Regions from separate parts of the Homo sapiens genome. Here region 2 is linked to region 1. Evidence: chromatin loops called from intact Hi-C (ENCODE). Cell type or tissue: natural killer cell. All regions are shown on one strand. Region 1 overlaps SND1 (staphylococcal nuclease and tudor domain containing 1). Region 2 overlaps SND1 (staphylococcal nuclease and tudor domain containing 1).

The links. A loop is a pair of places that touch in the nucleus more often than their neighbours do. Peaks named below come from ENCODE experiments on the same cell type or tissue, not always from the same donor. Only the 100,000 strongest peaks of a DNase experiment are listed, where the experiment ranks them.
Region 2: it touches region 1 in a loop (2.9-fold over the local background); 1 of 110 quality-filtered maps calls a loop at or near these places.

What each region holds. Positions count from the first base shown.
Region 1 is chr7:127,760,947-127,764,946 of GRCh38, reverse strand. The region is part of intron 10 of SND1 (staphylococcal nuclease and tudor domain containing 1); the gene reads right to left. Among named protein-coding and RNA genes, the nearest start is that of SND1, 110 kb to the right of the region's middle. In natural killer cell, no CTCF peak of the experiment used is centred here; no DNase peak of the experiment used is centred here; H3K27ac peaks cover 857 bases.
Region 2 is chr7:127,855,310-127,859,309 of GRCh38, reverse strand. All of the region lies in intron 12 of SND1 (staphylococcal nuclease and tudor domain containing 1), which reads right to left. It also overlaps the pseudogene LOC100196944. Among named protein-coding and RNA genes, the nearest start is that of SND1-IT1, 140 kb to the left of the region's middle. In natural killer cell, no CTCF peak of the experiment used is centred here; a DNase peak (open chromatin) is centred at 2,329.

The sequences.
Region 1 (4,000 bases):
TCTGCAATAGTTCCGCCCGATTTCCCCTGAAATTTTAGCTTCCACTGCCTGGTTTCTGAACCCTCAGCAATGGGAGCAATTTACCTCGATCGACTTCACCAGTCACTGTTGCAATTTAGCTAAGACATTTCCCAGGGGCCCATTAGAAAAGGTTCCAATTTGAAAAACTCACATCTGATCCTTCAAACCAGTCCTGGAAACATTATTTGGTACCAAGTTAGACATTATTCTTTTTCAGATTCCAAATCCTTTACTTTGACACAGAAATGCAAATGGGAAATTTAAAAAGACAGCATTTCTGAAAATCAGCTCAACGAAAACTCAAATACACAAACATTAAAAGATATTCTGATAATAAGCACAGCCTGCCACATCGGTGTCAAAGTTCTGATTTGGTTTGGTTTTGTTACTCTACTCTATGCAGGCAAACTAAAGATGGCAGCCTAGGGCAGAGGAAGCCTTCAGCAGCATCTGCAATACAGCAACACCACAAACTTAATGAGCATGGAGTTCCTTCCAGAGTTAAGGACCATGAAAAGCCAAATTGCACTATTAAAATACTTCGCATTCACACACACACTGTACCTACTCAGTGGAGCTAACCAAAAGAGATGTGGAAGTGGAAGTACACATAATGTGTGGGAATGGCCACAGGGTAGGTGATAGCTCCTATGGCAAAAGAAACAAAAAGTGTTTTTTATTATCAATAAGTAAAAAGTCAATGGCAACCTTCAGTTTGCTCTTATGAAATCGCTAATATTCAGTTTAGAATTACATACTATCCCATAAAAAATTGTATCATTATTTGAAATTAATAGGAATCAGCAATGTATGTCAGTAGGTTTCAATTTATGCTTTTCTTTCTCTTGGGTTTTTTGTTTTTTTGTTTTTTTGTTTTTTTTTTTTTTGCGACAGGGTCTTGCTCTGTCACCCCAGCTGGAGTGCAGTGGCTCAGTCATAGCTCACTGCAACCACCTCAGCCTCCAAAGTAGCTGGGACTGCAAGCATGCACCATCACATCCAGCTGATTTGTTTTAATCTTGAGTAGAGACAGTGTCTCACTATGCTGAGGCAATCCTCCTCCCTCAGTCTCCCCAAATACTGAGATTACAGGCATTAGCCACCATGTCTGCCTGGCCCTACGCTTTTCTAGAATACTAGTGCTTCTGAAACATAATGCAGAAAAAGTATCCTCATAACTACTTAAAATAAGAATGATACCAAAAACTAAGTTAGTAAATAGAATAGTCCTGGGTTTTTTTGTCCGTAAGTTTTTCCTTAAAAAAAAGATCACCTGCTGTCAATTATCAATAAATCAATTTAACAAGTATCATATTATTATTAATAGAAATAAATGGAAACAAAAATCATGCTCAGTTTGAGACCAGCCTAGGCAACAAAGTGAGACCCTATCTCTTCAAAAAATAAAAAAATTAGCTGGGCATGGTAGTGTGCACCCGTAGTCCTAACTACTTGAAAGGCTGAGGCAGGAGTATCTCTTGAGCCCAGAACATCAAGGCTGCAATGAGCTGTGATTTTGCCACTGCACTCCAGCCTGGGCAACAGAGCAAGACTCTGTCTCAAAAAAAATTAATTTGACTGAATGTATATATATGATGTGCACATATGCTTGATTTTATGAGACAGGTCTCACTATGTTACTCAGACTGGTCTCGAATTTCTGAGTGCAAAGAACTCGAGTAGCTAGGACTACAAGTGTGCACCAACATGTCCAGCCTCACATGCTTGATTTTAAGTAACATTTATATATATTTTATACCAGAATTATTCCAGATTAGAATGACAGCATTACATATTTCTATGTGACATGAGTTCTAGGAGTTTTGTCACCTGAATGTGCTCACTATTCCCCTATTTCTGGCTATTTAGACTGTTTCTACCTTTTCTGAGAGGCCAGGTTACAGTAAACATCTTTAGGCACAAAGCTTGGCTCTTCCTTTAAATCCTTTCCTTAGAATTTTCAGAGGTGGACTACCCTGATACAGATTATGTACATTTGATGAAGTTACCTACATATTTAGCCAGCTTGACTGCATGGTCCCAAACAGCAAAACATGATGCCATTGCATATACAATTTCTTTTACAATTATTCCTTAAAAATAAAATGCAGAGAATTTTACAAACCTGTAACAGCTACTAACTGAATTTAGAAGTTACTTAAGAGTGTCAAGCTTGCTTCAGACACTCTGAGACCCATAACAGTCAGCATCACATATCAAGACAAACTTGAGTTTCAGTCATAGTTGCAGAGATAAAGATGAGGGCAAAGTATTCTCTCTACTAGACTAAGCTGCCAACTATGTTTAGGTAACTGTCATAGACTGAACTATGCTCCTCCAAAATCCATATGTTGAAGACCTAACCCTAAGCAAGTACCTGAGAATGTGACTGTATTTGGAGATGGGGCTTTAAAAAGGTGATTACATTTAAATGAGGCCATTACAGTGGGTCCTAATCTGGTGCTCCCATAAGGGGAGATTAGGACAGAGAGACGTAGGGGGTACATGTGCAGAGAGGACATGAAGAGACAGCAAGGGGGCAGTCATCTGCAAACCAATAAGAGAGGTCTCAGAAGAAACCAAACCTGAGACCAAGGGACAACAAGAGGCACTTTGATTTTGGACTTCCAGCCTCTGAAACTGTGAGAAAATAAATTTCTGTTGTATAACCCATTGAGTCTATGGTATTTTGTTATGGTAGGCCTAGCAAACTAATAAAGTTATCAATCTGAGCCCTGAGGACATTTCCATGTGTTCCCCTAGTCTACTGTAAACTTTTTCATTTACAGATATAAAATCAAGCTCGGTGTGGCCATGTTTTCACCTGTGCCCACAAAGCAAGGAAATGGAAGATCAAGGAAGAAAATCTAGATCTCTTTCTCTCACACCAAAACTCCTTCCACCATATTACTAGAATAATTATAAATGAGAGCCTCGGGTATTTCCAAGCATCAATATGAAGGACCTACAATTTAATCTTACATCAATTAATTTCTGGAATACAGTTCTTGAGCATGCTTAAAAACAGCCAGTAGTTTTTTGAACAAAAATGTACCAATGTAGAAGCCTCTGGAAAATACTGTAACAATCATACTGCTATACGGAAGATGCACCTTCAAAGGAAAACTAAAAAATGGTAACTTTAAAAATCAAGGGCTATGAGCAAATAAGAGAAACTGCTTTTGGCAGAGGAAGGAATCTAATTTTAACAGGTTTCAAGGAAAGATGGGTATAAAGAATGGGGCCAAATGACCAATAATAAAATCAGATGAATGCTAGCTTCGAACAATGGATAATAAAAGTTCAAACAACTTTCAGGTTTTCAAAAGCAAACATTTCTAGGAAAAGACAGAAGAGACAAGTGTTACAGAACAGTGTGTATACGATTATGTGTTTAAAGTCTCCGTAAATCTCCTTCTATACTCATCATATTCATTTTTTGGTGTTGTATAGCTTTCTTCCCTTGGTTGATACTTTCTCAGCTAACTGAGGGGGTAAAATACCCCAATATACTTGAAGACATGCTGACCACAGCTCTCACACCTTGAAATTCTAAGAATTTATCAAACTGTAACTGAGAAAATGATAACCACAGACAGCTTTTGAATCTTGGGGTTTCCTTTATAAAGGAATTTACATATAGATATTTGAAAATGCTGTCCTCCCCAAAACCCTCACACAAAAAGAAACTTTTGGGATGTGGGGAAGATTAACTTAGCTGAAGTCAGAGAAGTTTAATTGTAATGAGATGCAGGCAAAATACTCAAAATTCTTCAGCATGCTAATTTTGTACTTGATGGCCAAGATGATAGAGGTAGGTGGCCTAGAAAACCATATGGAGATGTGATGAAAACTATGCTTTCCAGAAGTCCTAGTTAAGGTATATATGGAGAGCAATATACCACTTGAAATCTATTTCTGAAATCTTTTTATACGGTTTAAATGTTCTCTAAAGATTATGATATAAACCAGAATTCTG
Region 2 (4,000 bases), 94 kb before region 1:
TGATGACAAGAGCCCCCTGCAAAACGTAGACATTAAGTAGGGGTGGGGAAGGGTGGCTCTCTGTGTCTCTGGGAAATAAGGATAAATAAGCTAACTTGTGGCCATTATGACAAAACCAAGCCTACATATCCATATTATTGGCTTGACATTAAACATCACTTAACAACAAAACAAAACCACCCCCCCATGCAAACACATATCCCAAGACAGAAAATTACATAATGGCATCTGGAATGATCTGCTCTGACAGTGAAAGCAGAACCAGCCAAACCAATGAGGTCTAGAAAGGTCCAAAATGGAGAGAGGCAGCCCCAGAGAGTCATTTTCACATCCCCTGTAGTTTATGTAAATGCAGGTATACATAAACAACGTTTTGTTCAGAGGAAGAAACTGAAGTAATAGTCTAGATTCTAGACGACCATCATTCTACTCAGAGAAATACCACGCCACTGCTAACTGGAAGTATAACTACGTTCTTCTACCAAATCTAATCATTCTAGATAAGAACAAATTTGTCAGAAGATACTTGTTTCAGCACATGTTGCTTTTTAGGGTAGAAGGTCAAAATAAGTTTTATTTCATATTGGTCAGAAAGGAAAAAGACGTCCAGGAAGAGGAATTCCACTACCTGTCCATTATGGTTTATGGCCTACATACTAGCCAGCTGGCATCACAGGAGCAGGAGAGTGGTGTTTTTGTTCCCTAGAGTCCATTAGCAACTGGACCAAACCCAATGTCAGTGTTGCTAAGGTCCAGATTGTGGCAGCTGCTTTAGATCTGCACTGCATAAACAAAGTACAGAACTTCTGCAGGTAAAAGCTCTAGAAATGAGACCCCACGCCAGGCCTCAGACTTGGAAGAGGAGGACAGCTTGGGCCAGACCCCAGTGAGTGCCCAAGCCTTCTTGGAGGGACTTTTGGAGCTCCTATTGCCTAGAGAGACAGTGGCTAGGGCACTGAGGCATCTGGGGGCCCGAGGAGGAGGCAAAGGGAGCAGCAAGGGGCCTGGGTGACCCAGTTCCCCGCAGTGCCCGGACCGGCTCTCCGAATTGGCCGACCAGATGGTGGCCCAGGGAAACCTTGGCATGTACCAGGAAACGAGGGAACAGTTGGCCATGCGGCTGAAGGGTTTGGGGTGCCAGGCCCTAGGGACCCCACAATCCCACACCCCCACACTCCCTAGACATGTTCGCTGAGGAAGTGGCAGAGGGGGAACTGGAGACCCCAACCCCTACCCAGAGAGGAGAAGCAGAGTTGCCAGGAGATGGTCTGGTGGATGTGATGTGGGAATATAAGTGGGAGAACCCGGGGGATGCCGAGCTGCATGGGCCCTTCACCAGCGACCAGATGCAGACCTGGGTGAGCGAAGGCTACTTTCCTGATGGTGTTTACTGCCGGAAGCTGGACCCCCTTCGTGGTCAGTTCTACAACTCCAAACGCATTGACTTTGACCTCTACACCTGAGACTGCTGGGGACCTAGTTTGGTGGGCCCTTCTTTCCTGAACTTTGTGGAGGAGGTCCAAGTGTCTCAGGCAGTGAGGAAGTTGGAGGCCATTTTTCAGTCAATTTCCCTTTCCCAATAAAAGCCTTTAGTTGTGGGGCCTTGGCTGTGCTGATGGCCAGAAGCGAGGGAACCTCTCCACAGCCCCTTTGGACTCGCCTTGGTCCCTGAGTGTTTGCTCTTATGAAAATCCTCCTTGGAGGTGCCTGTCAGGGGTCCCGTGGCCTCCCTGCCTGGACTCTGCTTGCCAAGTAAACACCCCCAACTGTGCTACGAAGAAAAAAAAAGAAACCTCACTTACAAAACTAAGTGAAAACAAAAATACATTTTTAAAAAAGTGTTCTTTGGGAGGGCGAGGCGGGCGGATCACGAGGTCAGGAGATGGAGACCATCCTGGCCAACATGGTGAAACCCCGTCTCTGCTTTAAAAAAAAAAAAAAAAAAAAAAATTAGCCGGGGGCGGTGGCGGGCGCCTGTAGTCCCAGCTGCTCGGGAGGTTGAGGCAGGAGAATGGTGTGAACCTGGGAGGCAGAGCTTGCAGTGAGCTGAGATAGGACCACTGCACTCCAGCCTGGGCGGAAGAGTGAGACTCCATCTCAAAAAAAAAAAAAAAAAAAAAAAAAAAGTGTTGACATTTTTCCTAAGAATTGGAAACCAGAATATTTTTTAACTTAATGATTCATAGTTCTAGTACAAGCAATAAATAGGTCCAGCAAAAGTTTAAGGGCTTTGAAATTCTCTCCTTCTCTTTGGAAAGGAAGGGGTATTTTTGGTTTCTTGCTTTGAAAGACAGTAAGCCACTACAAAGACTCTGTGGTTAACCTTCACTCAATGATCTGATCTTTCCACAGCTGCAGAGGGTGCTAAGTGACACAAGAAGCAATATAAACATTTCAGAGGGAAATTTCTGAAAAAGTGGTGACAGGAATAAATGAATTGTTTAGTTGCTTCTTGGTGTAAAAAAAAGAAAAGGTGATTTTGTAGTCAATGCCAAAATGATCCCTTTTTCATTGGGAAGGAAGAGGGATGGTATGAGAACTGTAATATAGTTCCCATTGCTACTGACCTAATGCGTGATGGCTTATAAACCACATTTTAAACACAATAGATAAAGCAACAGTCTGCTGAATCCCAGTTTATATGTAAGCAGATATATTAGAAAGTCAGAAGACTCCATGTAAAACCAACAATGGAAATCTGATAGAAGGCAGTCCACCTCCCTTTATGAAGCTAATGCTCTTAAACATCTCCCAATCCTACCATACATACTCACCTCCAAGATCGCAATATTTGCTAAATCCTTCCAAGTTCCTTTTGTTTCCCTGTTTAAAACACATTTTCACTAAAGGCAGAAAAATTAACTAAGGCATCACAGCAGGAAGGGCCATTCTAAAAGCTCCATGGACTATGGCTTTGAGTAAGCCTTTTCAGGTGGGGGTAGAGTAAAAACATTTCCAAAAACACTAATTTGGTAGCCCTGTGCCTTTTCATCACCTCAGATAAACAGGTAAAGTAGATAGCTAGCATACCCAGGGAAGTAGCTGGCTAGCACACCTCTTGATTTGAAAGGTATCCAATATACTGTTTTTATTAAAGAATAAATTGTGTGCCTACTAAATGGTAAATATGTGTTAAGCTTCCTGAAACATTAAGCATTACTCATGCATATCCATTACTTCTACCTGTATGCAAGTACTTATCAATCATTACTGTCTTAAGGAAACAGTATACATTCAATACTTAGGGGGAAAATGAATGCAATTGCCGTCATGAAAACTGAAAAAGTGATGTGAGGAGACTAATACAAACCAAAGTGCCTCCAATGGAACAATAAAATGCCCTAGTACCACAGAGTCCTCAACCATAATCCAATGAGGCATTTTGTTTTGTTTTGTAAATTAAACCTTGGGTAGCTACTACTTACTAAATTCATCCTTAAAAGAATCTGTTGGGTAGCAATCACATTAGTGGATGAGTTGGCCACAGGGAGTGTGATGAAGAAAAAGAGAACAGAATATAAAATCAAGTTTGAGCTTAAAGAAATAGCTGGACATGTGAGAGAGAGGTGGGAAAGAGGACAGAGAAAGATGGAAGAAACTATTAGATTTTAAAATTAGGTCAATGGTAAGCAGCTCCCCTCTGGAGGGCTTAGGGCTCACTTTAGTATTTGATTGTTATGTCTTAGTCACTATGCTAAACATTTAAAATGCAGTATCACCTATAATCCTCACAATATCCTTATGAGGTATATACTATTATCTCTAACTTACAGCTGGAAAAACAAAAATCAAAAAAACAAAAAAAACTAAGGCCCATGATTACACAGTATCTAATAGTAGAGCTGAGTTTTTTACCTCAGACCTATTTACTTCCAAACTCTACATTTAAAAAAATACCCAGGCCAGTGCAGTGGCTCATGATATAATCCCAGCACTTTGGGAGGCCAAGGTGGGAGAACTGCTTGAGCCCAGGAGTTCGAGACCAGCCTGAGCAACATGG